Regions from separate parts of the Homo sapiens genome. Here region 1 is linked to region 2. The links are chromatin contacts, found by Hi-C or POLR2A ChIA-PET in ENCODE. All regions are on one chromosome and are shown on one strand. The core of a region is the stretch at or near the end of the contact, and the rest is flanking DNA. Distances in the headings are between cores, read along the strand shown.

The links. Hi-C counts contacts between places; a loop is a spot of excess contacts on that map. ChIA-PET counts read pairs that join two places held with the same protein, here RNA polymerase II (POLR2A). Pooled maps may share reads with other maps.
Region 1: a pooled map shows a loop between it and region 2 (3-fold over the local background). The contact joins the enhancer-like site here to the promoter of ARMC9 in region 2. A Hi-C loop is called at or near these places in 1 of 37 single-sample maps with no recorded cell type and 2 of 50 pooled maps. POLR2A ChIA-PET finds 5 or more read pairs at or near these places in 2 of 52 experiments (WTC11 and activated T-cell).

What each region holds. Positions count from the first base shown.
Region 1 is chr2:230,941,661-230,947,732 of GRCh38, forward strand. It overlaps a transcript of GPR55 not described here. Among named protein-coding and RNA genes, the nearest start is that of GPR55, 19 kb to the left of the region's middle. RefSeq lists enhancers at 729-778, 1,709-1,918, 2,229-2,448, 4,942-5,101. Within about 2 kb of position 1,676, at least 2 of the 41 ENCODE cell types and tissues checked have a DNase peak (open chromatin) inside an H3K27ac peak, as active enhancers do.
Region 2 is chr2:231,194,710-231,200,605 of GRCh38, forward strand. ARMC9 (armadillo repeat containing 9) reads left to right here and starts at 3,922. Exons shown (of 25, transcript NM_001352754.2): 1 at 3,922-3,989. RefSeq lists a silencer at 3,728-4,067.

The DNA of each region.
Region 1 (6,072 bases), core at 426-2,925, 260 kb before region 2:
GGGTCACATCCGCAGTGACTCCCTGTCCTTCAGGTCTCAGGTTGAACGTCACTCCCCCAGGGAGGCCTTCCCTGATCTCCAGCTCAACTCGGGGTCCCCTTTATCAGCTCATGTCATGCCTTCATCTTCCTCCAAAAGTTGTGCTTTTTAAATATCTTAAACATTAAAATATTTCAAGTATTTGTTTGATATCTATTTGCATCTTACATTGTAAGATCTAAGGGATCCTGTCTGCTCTCTTTAAGAAATATTTGATGAGTTATTGACTGATCATTGAGAGATGGCCCTTTGTTCTCCAGCCCAGGGGTCCTGGACATTCTGGGATCCAGAGTGCAGGGGAGCCTGATGCCCGGGGTAGTGGCCCCCTCTGAGCTACCCTCCCTGTGATGGGGGCTATACTGGGCCTTTTCTTTTCTGAGCAATTTCAGAAAACATTTTGAGATTAAAGTGAATGTGACACAGACCAGAAGGGGCAGGAAGGACACTGTCAGAACCAACAGAACAGCAAGAATACGTTCAGAGGGGCCACCCCCACACTCACACTCCAGGGCTGGGCAGACCCCTGAGAATGCCAGAAGATCACAGAAAGGGGGCCCAGGACAGAGGCAAGGGCCTGCCTCCTTCTTCTGCCTCCTTCTCCTGCCTCAGCCGGGCCTCCTGGCCCTGCCTCCCTCAGGGAGTGTCCCCAGCAGAGCAGCTGAGAGAGAGAATTACTTAGTCCTCAGGGGCAGGAGTCCCAGACCAACCCCACAAGGGACCCAGCCACTGCCCTCCAGCCTCCATTCCCCACTCAGGCCCCCAGGACGTTTTGCAGGAAGGGCCAATGGAGGGCAGGTGGAAGAGGCAGGTGTGGGGGGAGAGCGGCAGGGGGCAGTAGAGCATCTGCCCTGGTGGCTGGAGGCCAGAGAAAGGCCAAAAGGGAGGTCAATGGCACAGGAGGAGTGAAGAGCAGAGAGGGAGGCCAAGCCAAAAGAGCAGAGGGAGGGTGGGCCATGGGGGAAGGGACTTCAGGGGGCTGCAGGGTGGCAGGGTCCAAAGGCCAGGGGCAGCCAGTGGGAGATGGGAGCTTGGCTGTTTGAGAAGGGCCCGATGGGGAGGGTGGGCACCAGACCCAGAAGAAGGAACCCCCCACTCTCCACCCCCACCCCCATCCACAAGAATGGGGTAAGGGGGAAGAGACACGGAAGGGGCAGGAGAAGGGGCAGGCTAGGGAGAGCTGGGTGAAAGCAGACCAATTTTTCCTTCATCATTGCCAATGAACAGAGTGAGAGCACGACCCTGGGGCTCTGAAGTCAGAGTTCCATCCTGCTTCTGTTCCCCTAGGATTTGTCCTTGTGACCTGAAGAGAAGAGAAGAGAAGAGAAGAGGAGAGAAGAGACGAGAAGAGGAGAGAGGAGGGAGAGAGAAAAGAGAGAGAGAGGAGAGAAAGAGAGAGAGAGGAGAGAAAGAGAGAGAGAGGAGAGAGAGAGCGCTCTCTGTAGCACAACTGTGCCCATTGTAGAGAGGTGGAAACTGAGGCCCCAGCAGAGGCCATCCCGGGCAGTGCTTGGACTAGAGCCAGGTCAAGGCCCATCTACATCCGGAGCCATCCCCTGTTAGCAGGACAGCATCCTGGCTGGCTCCCCGCCCCCAGACTGCCCGAGAGCTTGGCTGGCTATTGCCTTCCAGAGCAGCCCCTCCTTCCTGTGCACCTCCTCTCCTCTCCCACTAGCCAGCCCCTCCGTGGAGGGCCAAGAAGCCCAGCCAGCCCTGGGCATGGGTGCTAAGAGATGTCTGGGCTCAGGAATTTCCTGGCAGGAGCAGCAGTGCCCATGTTTGTCTCCGGGCATCCCCAGCTGGGGGGCCAAGCAAGAGAGGCAACAATGCCAGAGTAGGTCACGGAGCAAGAGCCTGGAGAGCTAAGAGCTATCCCCGTCCAGGGTCTGATGGAGTTTGGGTGTTGTCCCCTCTAAATCTCATGTTGAACTGTCATCCCCAGTGCTGGAGGCGGGGCCTGGTGGAGGGGGTTGGATCATGGGGGTGGATTTCCCATGAATGATCTTGCGCCCTCCCCTTGGTGCTGTCCTCTCAGCAGCGAGTTCCTTCTTGCGAGATCTGGCTGTTTGAAAGTGTGCGGCACCTCCCCACCCCTCCTCTGCTCCCACTCTGGCCATGTGAGATGCCGCTTCCTCTTCGCCTTCTGCCAAAATTGCAAGCAAGGTCTCATCAGAAGCAGGGCAGATGCCGGCACCACACTTCATATAAAGTCTACAGAACAGTGAGCCAATTAAACCTCTTTTCTTTATAAATTATCCAGCCTCAGGTATTTCTTTATAGCAACATAAGAATGGCCTAACACAGGGTCTGTCTTAGGAAGGGGCCCTCGGGCTGTCCCTCTTCTCCCTGGCCCTAGCCCAGGAGGAGGACCAGCAAGAGTAGTGAAGTGAGAAGCCTCTCCATGAAGATGCCTTCTGCCATTCATTACACACACAACAGCATCTTGGTCCCAGATGCCGGGTCCCAGAGAGGACCTCAAGGAGACTTCCCAGGAAATTACCCACCACTGGACATTGGACAGGGCAAAGCTGTGGTGTGGAAAGGGGCAAATCCACATCCCTCCAACGTGTGCCCACATGACTGTCCCGGGGGCTTCCATGAGCTTGATGACCCAGAAGCTATGGTCCTGCACACGTGAGTCTGTGACCTGACAGCTGTGCCTGCTTCACCAGTGTAGAGACTTGGATCCCCAGGCAAACCCCAGAAGTGTGGAAGGGAAGGGGAGAAAGCCTGTGGAGGGAGGTGGAGGAGCCGTGGTTTCCAGTAACCATCGCTGGTTAGTTCAGAGGGAAATGTCCACAACAGAGATGACTGTGACACCCGGCACAAGATTTAATTCTCAGAGTGAAAACGAGAATGCCGTGTCTCTGGGAGCCCCCGGAGAATGACTCAACAGTGACGTCCTACAGCATGATTTGCTTTAACTGAAGGTGAAGAGAATCTTTCAGGAGTGGAGAGAATATAACTGAATGCTTTGTCACAAATTTACTTTGATCTCATGTACCCCGTAAATACAGACACCTACTATGTACCAGAAAAATTAAAAATAAAAATAACAAATTCACATTCCGCTTGTTCATCCTGATTCTTCAGGCCTGGCCACGGTATCAAAGACAAGGAAGGCCCATTGCCTGCCCTCATGCTGGTTGTTCAGCCCTCCAAGAATCATTCTTGATGCCCTGCAAATACCAGGCGCTGCGCTAGGCCCTGCAGATGCGACAACGAACGTAGATGCTGTCCCAGCCACCCACACTCGCTGCCGGGGGAAGAACCAGGTAAGGTTCCCGCACATCGCCCTCCATGAAGCAGGAGCAGGAGCCTCACTGCGGGGCTGGGAGCTGCCTTCCTTCCTCCCACCAGCCTCTAGGGGAAGGATTTGTGTCTGCTGGCCCTCCTCGGTAGTAACAAATTCTGGTGGTGGACAAAGCAGATAGAAGACTACAGAAGACAGACAGGCTAAGGTGATCTGCGCAAAAAGATGGCGGCGGGGGAGAGGAAAGGCAATTCCCAGAATGAAGCGGGGACGTGGGTGGCGAGTGTGTGGTTGGGATTTGAGGTGGAAAGAGGCTGAGAGAGGACTGAGTTCCGGGAGGCAGCTGCCTCCTGCATGGAGGCCTTTCCAAGGGCAAGCGCTGGATAGAGGATTCCAATTATTTGCTGTGCATTGAGAATGCACTCCCAATGACCCAGTTTTTCCAACAAATCAATGACATGAAAAGGAAAGGGGAAAAAAAAAGGGGTGACTTGGAAAGAATGCAACCCGCGCCCTTATTTGAGCCCTGATTTGAACAAACCAGCCATAAAAAGACAGTTTTGACACAATGGAGGAATCTGAATATGGATTTCGTGGTGGACGATATTACAGATTCACTTTTTGTTGTTGTTGTTGTTTTTGAGACGGAGTCTCGCTCTGTCGCCCAGGCTGGAGTGCAGTGGCACTATCTCGGCTCACTGCAAGCTCCACCTCCCGGGTTCACGCCATTCTCCTTCCTCAGCCTCCCAAGTAGCTGGGACTACAGGCAGGTACCACCACACCTGGTTCACTTTTTGTATTTTTTGTAGAGACGGGGTTTCACCGTGTTAGCCAGGATGGTCTCGATCTACTGACCTCGTGATCCGTCCGCCTCGCCTCCCAAAGTGCTGGGATTACAGGGCTGAGCCACCACGCCCGGTCTACAGATTGACTTTTAATTGTGTTAGCTAAGATAATGGCATGGTAGTTGCATTAAAAAGTGTCCTTTTTATTCACAATAACCAAGATAGGGAAACAGCCTAAGTGTCCATCAGTGGATGAATGGATTAAAAACATATACACAATGAAATATTATTTAGCCATTAAAAAAGGGAATCTTGTCATTTGTGACAACATAAATGAACCCAGAGGGCATCATGCTCAGTGAAATAAGCCAGACTCAGAAAGACACATACTGCATGACCTCACTTATATGTGGAATTTAAAGAAGTCAAAACTCACAGAAGCAGGAAATAGGATGGGAGTTGCCAGGGGCTGGAGGGCTAGGGAGGGTGTGGAAGGGGGAGATGTTGGTCAAAGGTGTTTCAGTTAAGAGGAATACGTTCTGGAGATCTATTGTATATAATAGCATGGTGACTGTAGTTAATAGTTCTGTATTGTAAACTTGGAAATTGCTACAAGAGTAAATTTGAAATGTTCTCACCACACACACACAAAAAAGATAACTGTGTGATCGATGGATGTGTTCATTAGCTTGATTTAATCATTTCCCAGTGTATACATATATCAAAATTTCACACTGTTCATCATTCACATATCCAATTTTTGTCACGTGTACCTTAACAAAGCTGAGGACCGGAGAGTGTGGAGAAAAAAGTGTCCTCATCAGAAGAGATGCACCCTGTAGTATTAGGCCAAGATGCCACGAGGTCAGTGTAAGTGGTGGAGGGTAGAGATCAATGAACTAGAGATCAGTGAAATGACGCTGGCAGAAGCTGATGGTTGTGGAAGCAGGGTGTCCCAGTAGCATGGGACAAGTTCCCACTGCAGCCCACACCTGGACCAGGCCATAGCTGGGGCCAAGTTTCCACTCTGGCAGAGCTGGAAGAAAGCAGGCCCAGCCCATCAGACCTTTTAGGGACCTCCAGGGCCTAACTGGGGCAGGGGCCAGGGCAAGGCAGCTGTGGCTGGGGGTGCTCATGTGGTTCTTTAGGACTCCACTGAGGTTCTTTGAGACACACACCAAACTAGAGAGCAGAACATCTTAATCACATCATATTTTAGTGAACCCCAAAAAGTAAATAAGAATTGGCATAGGTTCATGCTGAACTAACCCTATTGCTCATTTCCTATGTTTGACTTCAGTGTATTCAACTTTCTGACGGCCCTGTCACATTGGCCACACCACAGACCCACGCCTTCCATTCCTTCATCATGCCCAAGCCAGAAAGAGCCATTAGCTGACAAATCGCTCCTTTCCACTATGGGTGTGGGAACCTGCCTGGCTGCCAACAACCCAGTTTGTGTATCAGTCTCCCCTTGGTCAGCACCACCAGAGTTTTGTTGGTTATGGGGCGATCTTACTGAAGTTGGTTAGGTGTGCTGCAGCAGCAAAGCTGGAGCCTGCCAGCTGCACCTTGGACGTGCACCAGCCAACTGGGCTCCAATGCAAAGGGCAAGAGCACGATGAAAGAGCACATTTGCAATCCTAGAAGATTGCATCTAAGTTGCAAGGTATAATTGGGACCCTGGTTACATTTTTAGCTCAGGGGAATAAAGCCCATCCCATACTCTCCACTCCAGTAGGGAGTGTCTGTTGGTCAACTTTATGACCTTTTTTTTTTTTTTTTTTGAGACAGGGTCTCACTCTGTCTCTCAGGCTAGAGTGCAGTAGCCCAATCATAGCTTACTGCAGCCTCGACATCCCAGGCTCAAGCAATCCTCGTGCCTCAGCCTCCCACGTAGCTGGGACCACAGGGGCACACCACCATGCCAGGCTAATTTTTAACTTTTGTAGAGACTAGGTCTTACTATATTGCCCAGGATGGTCTCGAACTCCTGGG
Region 2 (5,896 bases), core at 2,672-5,171:
TAATAATAATAATAATAACAATCGATTGTGCCTGCATTACGAAGCCTCTGTAAAAATCCCTCAACCACAGCGTTTGAAGAGCTTCTAGACTGCTGAACCATGGAGGTACCTGGAGTGGGCATGGAAGGTCTGCGCCCCCATCCTTTGCCCTGGGTACCATCTCATCTGGCTGTTTATCTGTAACCTTTGTCACATTCTTTATAATGAGCCAGTACATGTGAGTGTTTCCTTCTATGAGCCATCCTAGTAAATTAATGGAACCCTCATTTATAGCCATTTGGTTAGAAGTACAGATGACAACTGCTACTTTTGACTGGCATCTGAGGTGGGGGACAGTCTTGTGGGACTGAGCCTTTGACCTATGGGATCTGATTCTAACTCCAGTCATTAGCTAGTATCAGAATTGAATTGTAGGACAACCAGTTAGTGTCTGCTGGATAGTTGCTTAGTGTGTAAGGAAAAACCTCCACACATCTGCTGTCAGAAGCATTGTGTTGAGGACGGGCATGGTGGCTCACACCTATAATCCCAGCACTTTGGGAGGCCAAAGCGGGAGGATCGCTTGAGCCTAGGCGTTCGAGACCAGCCTGGGCAACAAAGTGGGACCCCACCTCTAAGGAAAAAAAAAAAAAGAAAAAGCCGAGCATAGTGGTGCGTGCTTGTGGTCCCAGCAGCTACTTGGGAGGCTGAGGCAGGAGGATCACTTGAGCCTGGAAGCTGAGGCTGCAGCAAGCTATGACTGTGCCACTTCACTCTAGCCTGGGCAACAGAGTTAGACTCTGTCTCAAAAAAAAAAAAATGTGTTGAGTGTGAGAAGAGTAAAAGCAGTCAGTTTGGTTTTTCCTATCTCAAACAGACATATAGAAATTGTGTCTATGTTAGTCTGGTCTCTTTTGGTTGCAAGTGACAGAAACCCAACTTGAACCAGTTTATTAATTAAAATAATTTTTTTTTTGTACAGACGGATTTTTTTTTTTTGTACAGATGGATGTTGCTATGTTGTGTAGGCTGGTCTGAAACTCCTGGCCTCAAGCAATTCTCCCACCTTGGCCTCCCAAAGTGCTGGGATTACAGGCATGAGCCACCATGCAGGTCCAAACTAGTTGAAATTAAAAAGATGGTTGAAGTCGGGTGCAGTAATATGTATAATCCCAGCACTTTGGGAGGCTGAGGCAGGCAGATGGCTTGAGCTCAGGAGTTTGAGACCAGCCTGGGCAACATGGCAAAACTCCGTCTCTATAAAAAGTACAAAAATTAGCTGAGCGTGGTGGCACATGCCTGTAATCTCAGCTATGAGGGAGGCTGAGGTGGGAGGATTGTTTGAGCCCAGGAGGCAGAGGTTGCAGCAAGCTGAGATTGCGCCACTGCACTCCAGCCTGGGTGACAGAGTAAGACCCTGTCTCAAAAAAATAAAAAATTTAAAAGACAGTTGATTGGAAGGATGCTGGAGGAGCTGTAAGAATAAGTGCAGCTCCAGGGAACTCAGATCCTGGGACCAGGGATTTGATGTCCCCAGCACTTTCTTTGCATTTCTCTAGGTAATGGCTTCATCTTCTCAGTCTTTCCCATGTAGTGAATGCTGTAGGCTGCCCTGGAGTCTCACTTTACAATAACCTGACCACACTTCAACAGCAAAATCCCAGGGAAGGACTATCATTGGCTTTGCTTGGCTCACATGCCCATCCTGGACCCATCACTGAGGCCAGAGGGATGGGGTAAGATTGGTCCAGTTTGGACCATCTGCCCATCCTGTGGTGAGGGATGGGGTATGTTACCAGAAGGGAGAGGGGAGGTAGACAGACAAAGACAATAGCCACCACAATGACCATAATCCCGGCAGTCAGGCAAATGCACTCAGGAGGGAAAGCAAAGCAGGTGGGGTGTTCACGGCAGCTCAGAGCCCAGGGTCCAGAGACACGGAGACCTGGGTTTAGTCCTGGTCTCCTCAGTGGTGTAAACTTTGAGGAGTTTCTTAATCCCGTATGCCTCATGTTGTTCATCTTGCCAAAGACAAAACAGACAGCTCTAATCTCAGCTAATCAACCATGAGACAAAGAATGAGAAGCTGAAAAGTCTGTCCTTGGCCTTGCCGGCAGACTCAGGCAGAAGGGAAAAGGTCTGCATTTGTCCTTGTCACAGGTAAACAAGGGGGTCATCCGTGCATCATATGGGAGGCATGAGAAAGACAGGACTGTGGGTCTGATGAAGTCATATGTGGAAGGGTAGTTCTTTCTGATAAGCTACTTCCCAGAACACAAAAGTGTGGAGGATTTTAGAAAACAAAAGGTTTGGGGGTGCGTGGGTGAGATTTCTTAACTGTGGCTGTTTTCTAAGAGCACACAGCTCAGGTTAATTACAACATTGTCAATCAGTAAAATGCTGAAAATATTATTCATCTCATAGATGTGGTGTGAGAATTAAAAACTTTTTTTTTTTTGAGACAGAGTCTCACTCTGTTGCCCAGGCTGGAGTACAGTGGCGTGATCTCGGCTCACTGAAACCTCCATCTTCCGGGTTCAAGGATTCTCCTGCCTCAGCTTCCCGAGTGGCTGGGACTACAGGCACATGCCAATACGCCCAGCTAATTTTTGTATTTTTAGTAGAGACAGGTTTCACCATGTTGGCCAGGCTGGTCTGAAACTTGTGACCTTAGGTGATCCATCTGCCTTGGCCTCCCAAGTGCTGGGATTACAGGTGTGAGCCACCGTGCCGGGCCTGGTGTGAGAACTAAAGAAAACAATCTATATGATTCACTTAGCACAATGCTGGGCACACATATAGGCTGCACGTTTTGCAAACAAAAATACAGAACAATATAACATCCTACATGCACAATAAAATGAAGCAGTTTTTGGGATTTACTTACACTAAAACATTATCTAAAATTTACATTTAACTGTGTGTTCTATATTTTGTCTGGCATCTCCCGGCATACAGTTGTGTTGACGATAAATATTATGGCCATGGATTGAAGATTTATTTTCAATCCATATTACCTGGACAGAAGATAGGGCTCTCTTCTACTAAATACAGCTTTTTTTCTTTTGGAAGACAATCCACTGGCAGGGTTGGGGACTGGGGAAGTGGTGGCCACAGCCCATCTTAGGGCTTCTTCAAAGGCGAGCTGACCTACCTTCTCCGTGCCCCATTCCCTGTCTCTGGCCCTGGTAGCCTCCTCCTTCTTGGAAGCATGGAGGTGGAAACACTGAGGTGGCAACGAGAGACTCCCACGGAATCTCAACGCCTGGAGGGGAGGGATTTTCTATCCATGGCCATCTCTTCACCCTCCAGCACAAAGTTGGGTGACTAGCAAGTGCTCATTCAGTGCTGATGAACTTCAGTTCAAAAGCATCAGGTGCAAAGAGAGGGAAGACGTGTGCTCCTGATTTATTTTTAATAGCCCACATTTGACATGGAAAACAAAAAGTTTCTCTGAAATCCTTGGAAACCGCTGCAGTGGGGCGGGACCCTGGTCCCCGGAGCTTTAATGCACATCTTGGGCGTCACTTTTGGTTCTAAGGTGGCCCCAGGTCCCTCCTTTAAGATGGGAATAACCATGCCTGACTCTTTCCCCACGGACACCACACTGTCCTAGTTTGTGTTCTCTACGCGACCACGAGCTCCTTGAGACAAGGGGTTGAGCCTGCTCCGGCTCATCCCGAGAGCCGGCGCAGCGACTGGCGCAACGAAAGGGAAATGAACGAATGAATGAACGAACGAAAGTGGAGTGGTGGAGAGGACCACAGAAGACGCGGTCATCCAGCGCGTGAACCTTCACCACTGCTGGGCTGTGGACCCTCACTTCCGCCGCCAGGAAGTTTCGGGGTCGCCCACCTTCCCTCCCAGGCTGCTCCGCGTCGGCGGCGCCCCGCGCGATTGGCTGCGCCGCCCCCACGTGACGCCGGGGTGGCGGCGGCGGTTGCCCGGGTGACGGCTGCGGAGGTGGCGGCCGGGCTGGGATAGCGCGAGTGTCCGCGGCCGAGCAGCAGGTAAGCGCGTCCCCGGATGCAGCCGGGCCACCCTCCGCCCGCCGTCCTGGTGCTGGGAGGAGCAGCGGTGCGTTTGGAGGGCCGAGGCTCTGCGGACCTCTTGTTCCGAGGAAAAACCCGACGCGCCCGCTCCGCCGCCGCCGGATGCTACCACTTCTCGCCTGCGGTCCAGGGATCTTTCTTCGGCAAGGGCCGAGGCGGCCGCCTGGACATCCCAAGAAAGGACAGGCCCAGCTGCTTCCCGCAAGTAGTCCCTGATCTTTGCTGCAGTGGGCCATACTTGGAGGGGGTCCCTCAAGCCATCCAGCTGGTGGTGGCGGCGCGAGCGGGTTATCCGGGATTTAGATCCCCCTGATAATCTCCATCTGCTAGCCGCGTTCCTGAGGCACCCAGTTGAAGTCCAGACTTCACCTAATCTTAGGAAAAACAGGATGCGTGCTATGCAGATTCGGCTTCCATACAAATCCCATAATCCCACCCGTTTGTGGGCCCTAAATCTTTCTTATATAGGAATTCAAAAGCTGCCGCTGCAATCCCCAAATGTAACTGGAAAAGTTTTTCTTAGTTTCCGCATAAAGGAGAGCACTGGTTCTCAAACTTGAGAGTGTGTAAAAGTCACTCAGGGAGCTTGTTTAAAAGGCAGATTTCTGGGCATGGTGCCTGCCACGGTGTTCAGTAAGACCAGGGTGGAGGCAGGAATTTTCATTTGCACAAGCGTGCCAGCTGATTCTGATTTAGGTGGTCCAGACTTTGGGAAATACTGTGTAGTGGTTCTTTTCAGCCGCTTAGTCACTTACTGTGGCTGTTGGGAGTGTGTCAGACTTCCTGGGCCTCAAATTGCCTCATCTGGAATGGGAAAATATAAACTATATTCACCTGTCAGGTTTACTATGAAGGTTAAATGTAAAACATTTTGCACATTGCCTGGCATACCATATACCTTCAATAAATGATACCTATTATGATATAAAAGTTTAGAGAAAATTCTGTAATTTCTTTTTCTTTTCCTTTTTTTGAGACGGAGTCTTTCCCTGTCGCTCAGGCTGGAGTGGAGTGGCATGATCTCGGCTCACTGCAACCTCCACCTCCTGGGTTCAAGCGATTCTCTTGCCTCAGCCTCCCTGGTAGCTGGGATTACAGGTGCAGACGCCACCACGCCCGGCTAATTTTTGTATTTTTAGTAGAGATGGGGTTCCACCATGTTGATCAGGCTGGTCTCGAACTCCTGACCTCAGGTGATCCGCCTGCCTCAGCCTCCCAAAGTGTTGGGATTACAGGTGTGAGCCACTGTGCCTGGCCAATTCTGTAATTTCTAAGAATGTTGAGTAATAGGATACCCAGCAGCACTCACATTCAATGACAGTTGATCACAGCAGATACTATTTAAACGGCTTAGGGAGGTCTACTCTAAGGAGGTGATGTTTATTAGGCACAGTGGTTAACCAGGTGAAGAGAGGGAAGAGTGTTCTAGGCGGAGAGAGTAATATGCGCAAAGGCCTTGAGGTTGGCCTCAAGGTTTCAAATTCTCAGAAACTCACTTTTCCCGTTCCAGGGCCTTTAAAATGACATCCCCTCAGCTCCGGCTTCATTTATTCATTATATGCCTTGAGTACCTTTCTTGCTTACTAGACACTCTGTTAGGTTCTGGGGATATGAAGTTGAAATACAGCTCCCTGTCTTTGTGAACAGGGTTATAAGAAGTGCCAGGTGCAGTGGCTCATGCCTGTAATCCCTGCACTTTGGGTGGGTGAATCGCTTGAGGTCAGGAGTTCAAGACCAGCCTGGCCAACCTGGTGAAACCCTGTCTCTACTAAAAATACAAAAATTAGCTGGGCGTTGGTGGCGGACGCCTGTAATCCCATATACTTGGGAGGCTGAGGCAGGAGAATCACTTGAACCTGGGAGGC